Regions from separate parts of the Homo sapiens genome. Here region 1 is linked to region 2. A link is a contact called in ENCODE Hi-C data. All regions are on one chromosome and are shown on one strand. Each heading gives the region's core, a stretch centred on a gene start or an enhancer-like site at or near the end of the contact. The rest is flanking DNA. Distances are from core to core; before and after follow the strand shown. Region 1 overlaps CAPSL (calcyphosine like). Region 2 has its middle 160 kb from the start of RAI14-DT.

Region 1 (3,620 bases), core at 398-2,897, 1.4 Mb after region 2:
CTGTAGTTTTCTTATCTATTTTCCAGCCTCTGGGCTATCTTTGCTTCTAGTAGCCTTTCATGGGCAGAGTCCTACACATCAACGATATGAAGCCAAAGCTTAGTGCTGGGAGGAGGAGGTGTTAAGCCATGAAGCATCAAGATGGAAAACCTGCTTTGGAATATTATTGAAATCCTAGTCCGTGTCACACCCAACCTCCTTGTGCTGGTGGGAATTTTTGTTTGTTTGTTTGTTTGTTTGAGACAGAGTCTTGCTCTAGGCTGGAGTGCAGTGCAGTGGCATGATCTGAGCTCATTGCAGCCTCTGCCTCCCGGGTTCAAGCAATTCTCATGTCTCAGCCTCTGGAGTAGCTGAGATTACAGGCATGTGCCACCATGCCCAGCTAATTTTTTTATTTTTAGTAGAGACAGGGTTTTCACCATGTTGGACAGGCTGGCCTTGAACTCCTGACCTCAGGTGATCCACCCACCTCAGCCTCCCAAAGTACTGGGATTGCAGGCGTGAGCCACTGCACCCAGCCCTTGCTGGTGGGAATTTCAACACAATTGGCAGAAAGCAGAGAGGGGAGAGATAAACATTCCACCAGGTGAAGGCTTTCTGGAATAGCCTGCCCACACACAGCGCAAGATGTCCCAGATAAAATCTGAGCGCCCAGCCCAGTTTCAAAACTTCAGCCACAGGAGTACCATGAACAGGCGTGGATCTACTGCTCAAAGAAATAGCCTCCTCACTCACACCAGTCTTTAAAATGACTATTAAATAAATCATTTTGAATCTATTTGTCAAACTGCGGCTTCCCTAAACCCTAAGCAGTGAAACTCAAGATTTGCTTGTAGAAATTGAGGCTAACACGTGGTCTTCTTCTGGTCCCCAAATGAGACTGAAACACTTAAAGACTTACAATCAGTCATAAAAAGAGATATATTATCATCTCACCTAGAAAAGGATCATCTAAAAGGAGGTGAAGAAAAACTATGGGTGCATGGGTGAGGGTTTTAATTAAAATACTCAAGCTTTCATTAATGGCCAAGGGATAAAACCTAAAGTTGATTAGACACCTGCATGTATCAGCACAGCACTAGGAGCTTTACAGAGCTCATTTTATTTAAGTCCTATTTTAGAACAAAGGAAACAGTCTTAGGCAAGGCAAACTCACAGTTGGCTACTCAATGTCTTTTATTTCTGCCTGTTTTTTGGCCCCAGAAAATGCAATATTTTGACACAGAAAAAAACATTAGGATGAGTGTGAAATCAAATACGATTCTGGTTTTTGAGCTGACATTTAGTCATTTGGAGCCACATGGCTGTCCCAGGGCCTGGTCCCCAGGTCATGTGCTTAAAGCTTCCAGGCGGTTCTCATCATGATGATGAAGTACACATCAGTGTCAATGGATGCGCTCACACCTGCATAGTAGTTCATGAACTCCTCAGGGGTCACCTGCAGTGGAAAAGTTAGAAACAAAAACGAAACTTTGCTTCTCACTCTGTCAATGGGCGCCCACCTTGTGCACCTGTAAATAGAAGGGAAATAGAGGATTTCTTTGTGTATGTGATCATGGCTGAGGAACTGATCTAAAACAAAAGAACAAGTGAAGCTGAGGATGGTGTGAGAACAGCACCTAGGAAGAGAGAAAGAAAGTCTTGAAAGTTTCTAAGCCAACCTAAATGGAAAGTGACGCATAGGTTGTCATCTTTTGTCTAAGGGTGGGAGCCCGTCGGTTCAGGTAAGGGAGACTGAAACTCAGAGTAAGAAGGAAGTGCTCTGCAACTGTAGTTATTTCTGTCTTTCTGTGACACGTCAGAAACAACATGTCATGTCCTTGTGTCAGGGTAAGTGATGTTTTCCCTTTCCAAAAATGGAGTTCTCTCCTGTGGGTGAAGAAACAGATTTCTAGTTAAACGCTCCCGGGTTGCATGCTTTTCTAACACATAAATAACTCATTCAAGGCCCAGGGTGAATAAAAAGCTTACCCCTGCTTCATGCCTCCCACCCATCCTGGCTTCTCTCCACTCTACACCCATGACCATCTCTTTGAAATATTGACTAATGTGTTTATCTGTGTGGGGATTTTATATTACTTTCCTTTGGGGAAGGAGAAAAGACAGTTATTAGTCTTATTTTTAACAGGTCTAGATAATATGTACACTCTAATTTAATCATGTTGGTTGACATGATCGGTTGGGGACATACCTATGCCTTCCAAGAATCATAAGAGATGACTGACCCACTGGTCCTATTGAAATTATAAGTGACCAGAAAAGAAAAGTCACTGGATCCACAGTTGTCTTTCATACCACCCCTTCCCACTAAAAACATAAGGAAGGGCAGTAGAAAGAAAGGCATTTGAACTCAGCTCATAGTTGAACTGTAAATACACATCTACAATACATGCATAGAGCCTCTGTCAAAATTAGGATACCATTAGCATCCCCCTTTGTTGAACTTCTTTATTCCTCTCCTCCTTTGGATTCCTCAGCCTCTGCTTTTCAATTCCCTCATTAAGGGATTACATTAAGTTTCACACATCATTATTGCCCTCTTTCTATCTTTCTCATGTTGTGTGAGGTTCCAGGGAAATGTTTATCAGTGTGGGTCCACACCACCTGCATCAGGACAACCTGGGGTGTCTGTCATAAGCCTAGGCCCACAGGCTGTACCCCACACCTGCTAAATCAGAATCTCTGAAGCAGGTGGTTGTGGAATTTACTTCTTAAAAATCTAAACATCCCAGTTAATTGTTGTGCACACTACAGTAATTTAACTGGGAATATCAAAGATAATTAAGATAAAGTCTCAGTCCTCAAAAAGTTGCAGGCTGGTGAAATACTCCAACAAAGTAAGTGGATCATTTTACAGCAAATAGCAAGTAAACTAAAAGAGTTACCCACGAGACCCTGAGCCATTTTGACGGTGCACTTTACCATGACAGTTTGAGGAACATTTTTTACAGCTAATTATTTTTTAATTAAAAATTATCAAACTCCCGATATTTTTAGTTTGTTATTGTTTCTATTGTCTGTTTGTTGGCCAGGGATGACAGCCATTGAATGAGACTCCCTCCACATCCACTGTAATAATCCTATCCCTAGCTTTTCTCTCCCACAGAAGTTGAAAAACTCAAAACTCACTTTCCCAGACTCCTCTGCAGCTTCAGCTTGGGATGGCCAAGTAATAGAGTTCTCACCAATAAGATACAAAGGAAATTTGACATGAATTTCTAGGGAAGCCTTTGCTTTCCTGATGCAGGCTCCAGCCCTTTCTCGTTCCCTCCTTCTCCCTCCTTTGTCCTGCTGCCTGAAACTCAGATGTGCTGGCTGAAGTTAGGCAACCATCTTGAGATCATGAAGGAAAGGCCAGGAAAATCACAAAGACTTCAGCTCTGCTCTCTTTAAGCCACTCAAGTGAGAACATCAAGTAGAATAAAAAATAAAACCTAATTTGTGTATTCCAGTGTATAATAAGATTTCCTATTTCTTGCAATTGAAAGCAAACCCTAACTGAAACACCAATACATGATTGAGACTGGTATCGTCACCCATCCTTCCATCCCAAACTCCCCCAGTGGGATGGGGTGACCTGAGTTGAGTTGGCTCTGTTGGAGAATGGAGAAGGAATCCAA
Region 2 (3,480 bases), core at 116-2,615:
CCTCAGCCTCCTGAGTAGCTGGGATTACAGGCATGTGCCACAATGTCCAGCTAATTTTTGAATTTTTAGTAGAGACAGAGTTTTGCCATGTTGGCCAGGCTGATTTCGAACTCCTGACCTCAGGTGATCCACCCACCTCGGCCTCTCAAAGTGCTGCGATTACAGGCATGAGCCACTGCACCCAGCCTTCTACTTCTTAAATAATATTTTCTGAAACCCTGAGATGTTGCAACGTTGTTCTACTCCCACTCCAATTTAGAACATCACTCAGTTATTTATTTCTTTATTCATTTATTTGGCAAATATTTAATACTCGCTGGATGTAAAACAACAGCAACAACAACAATAACATGGCCTGGCACTGTGCTAACCACTACAGTGAAAGAACAGATACAGTTCTCCTCTTTATAGATCACACAGTATCGTGGAGGAAACAGGTATTATTTCTTTTATTTATGTAATACTCGCATAATCTCTGCTATGCACAGAGCACTGCTCTAAGCACTTTACAAATATAAACAGTTAATCCCCTCCACAACCCTATGAAGTAGGTGATATTAATATCTCTATTTTTACAGATGAGGAAACTGAGGCACCAGACATTAAAATAACTTTCCCGGGATCACACAGCTGGGAAGCGCTTAAATCCAGGTAGTCTAGCTCCAGCACTCAGGCCCTCAAATGCTACAGTTAGGCTGCCTTTCAAGCAGATAAATGCTAATCAATAGACTATCCAGAAATGAAGACTGTGCTCGGCACTCTGAAAGAAAGCCAGGAAAGAGCAAGGGGATTTTTCACATTGGTTGAGAGTCAGGGTAGACTTCTCTGCAGAAGGAACAGAAAGGAGGAAGATTGCTCCAAGCAGGGAAAATTGCAAAAGTAAAGGCCCTTGAGTAAACAAATCTTAGTGAATTCAAGGACCTTCGAAAGAGGTTAGAGTCATCAGAGGGCAAAGGGCACATGAAGAGATGAGGTTGCAAGGGAAAAGGGTACGCAGTGTCAGGCCAGACTCAATTTTGTTTGGTGGTTCTCAAAGTAAAGTGGAAAAAAGGGCCGATCTTTAGGAAAACAGCCATAGGAAATAGAATGATCAAGTAGGGGAGCTTCATGTTTTCATTTTGAGAAGGGCCCCTGATATGATGTGGCTCTGCTTCCCCACCGAAATCTCATCTCAAATTGTAATCCCCATATGTTGACGGAGGGACCTGGTGGGAAGTGATTGGATCATGGGGGTGATTTTCCCCATGCTGGTCTCGTGATAGTGAGTGAGTTCTCACCAGAGCTGGTGGTTTTAAAGTGTGGTACTTCCTGTCTCTCCTGCTGCCTTGTGAAGAAAGTACTTGCTTCCCCTTTGCCTTCCACCATGATTGTAAGTTTTCTGAAACCTCCCCAGCCATGCAGAGCTATGAGTCAATTAACCCTCTTTTGTTTATAAATGACTCAGTCTCAGGCAGCTTTTTATAGCAGTGTGAGAATGGACTAATACAACCCCATAGCACATTTCACAAATGTCTAATCCTCACAACCACCCTGGAAGGAAACAGATCAGATAGATTTAACCCCTTTGCGATATCCCACCCACCTTCCTAATGCCTGTCCCCTCTCCTGTGTTTCTGCTGGTATAATCTCAGTTTTGTTCTGGGAAACCTATGTCTAGCCCCACACAAATACCCCTGTCCTAGCCTGCCCTGTAGCCAGGGGTGGCCTTGTACACTGCCTTGGCAGAAGAGACATCAGTGCAAATCTGCTGGGAGTCTGGGGAGCCCTTCGCTTTTCCTAATAGGCATAAACTTGGGTCCATGGGCTCATCACCACCTCCCCTTTCTTCCTATCTGGAGAAGGACAGGATGTCTACAGCTGTAAAAGCCATCATGCAACTGTGGTGGGACAAGTATAGGAGAAAGGCCAAGAGATGCTCTGAGAAGCTGACCCTGAACCAATGCCGGCAGCCACCCACAGCTAGACTTCTTGCTATGACTTCGTTTCAGCATTTTTAAGTTTTAGGGCTTGCATTCTCTACCTAAATGAAGCATCTGTTTTTATTTATTTATTTATTTTTTATTTTTCCAAGACAGAGTTTCACTCTTGTTTCCCAGGCTGGAGTGCAATGGCACGATCTTGGCTCACGGCAACCTCCACCTCCCAGGTTCAGGTGATTCTCCTGCCGCAGCCTCCTGAGTAGCTGAGATTACAGGAGTGCACCACCACGCCCGGCTAATTTTCACATTTTTAGTAGAGACGGGGTTTCACCATGTTGGTCAGGCTGGTCTCGAACTCCTGACTTCAGGTGATCCACCCGCCCCAGCCTCCCAAAGTGCTGGGATTACAGGCATGAGCCACCACGTCCAGCCAAAACACCTATTTCGCTACAAGCAAACTAAGGATGAGGAAATATCAGACTTGCAAAAACATCACAGAGCGGATTTAAGACCAGGTACACCTGACTCCACATCCAGCGCTCTATCTACTATATTACAAATAAATTCTTGTTTGCCTTAGGGATTTCTATGCATGTTCAAACTTTCCGGGCATTACACTCACCAATCCCGGAAACTGTGTTGCACAGAGCCCCTTCTGGACAGGCATGATTTGGGTCAGTGAACCCATCCTCCTCTGGTTACCAGAGCCAATAGGGTCAATGCACCGTCTAGCTGAAAGCCAGTGATATTGTCTGCTCCAAAAGATGTGCTGGCCAAATAAAAGTCTCTCTTGCAGGGATTTGAATTACGTCATTCTGGGAGATTAAGAAAGGAGACAATGGGACCCAAAGTAGGAAGGTAAGGACTGGTGAGAGCAGCTCACAAGATCTTGTGAGAGGCGAAGTTATGAGTAAGCAGAAAATTGAGCAAGCAGAAGTTATGACAGAAAACACCCAAAAGATGGGCTCAATGAAGCAGTGGGCCACGGGCGGGCAGGGGAGCAGTCCACCCCAGTGCAGGCATGACCCAGAGAGACTTTAAAAGCAATAATGAAACCCACACCAAATTGATCTGCTTTTATTAACACCAAGCACTGGCAAATCTAAACGATATCAGTAAAGCAACCTTTTGTTGGTCTAAGTTTCAAACTATTGTGGCAGTTAATGTTGAATTTTAATAATGTGTATGCAAGCTTTAAATAGCCTGCTCTTCATATCTTATATTTTAAGAAACACCGTATGCCACATGGAAGTTAATTCAGAGAACATCCAGTTAGCATTTAGTCCAAATACAGCTACACACAGACTCAGCTACACATATTTGTTTCAAGTGTAAGTCTTCAACAGCTTCGAACTGTTGAAACTCTCTTGGGATATAGCTCATTTCTCCAAAACCCTATGGTATGGCACATGTGTACATTTAAACAATAAACTCAAAATAGACTATGACAGTGCCAAGTTTGTAAAGAGGAAGAAACATACCTTGAGTTATTTCAGTTCTGTCATTGCACATGCCCAGTGGAGTTTTTAACTTAAGTCTAGAGCTGTGATGTGCAATCTTT

What was found. Hi-C counts contacts between places; a loop is a spot of excess contacts on that map. Pooled maps may share reads with other maps.
Region 1: a pooled map shows a loop between it and region 2 (5-fold over the local background). The contact joins two enhancer-like sites. A Hi-C loop is called at or near these places in 2 of 37 single-sample maps with no recorded cell type and 2 of 50 pooled maps.

The regions. Positions count from the first base shown.
Region 1 is chr5:35,903,209-35,906,828 of GRCh38, forward strand. It overlaps CAPSL (calcyphosine like), which reads right to left. Exons shown (of 5, transcript NM_001042625.2): 5 at 1,080-1,438. The coding sequence ends at 1,337. Among named protein-coding and RNA genes, the nearest start is that of CAPSL, 34 kb to the right of the region's middle. RefSeq lists an enhancer at 1,387-1,486. Within about 2 kb of position 1,648, at least 2 of the 41 ENCODE cell types and tissues checked have a DNase peak (open chromatin) inside an H3K27ac peak, as active enhancers do.
Region 2 is chr5:34,497,871-34,501,350 of GRCh38, forward strand. No RefSeq gene overlaps it. Among named protein-coding and RNA genes, the nearest start is that of RAI14-DT, 160 kb to the right of the region's middle. RefSeq lists enhancers at 1,289-1,438, 1,889-1,958. Within about 2 kb of position 1,366, at least 9 of the 41 ENCODE cell types and tissues checked have a DNase peak (open chromatin) inside an H3K27ac peak, as active enhancers do.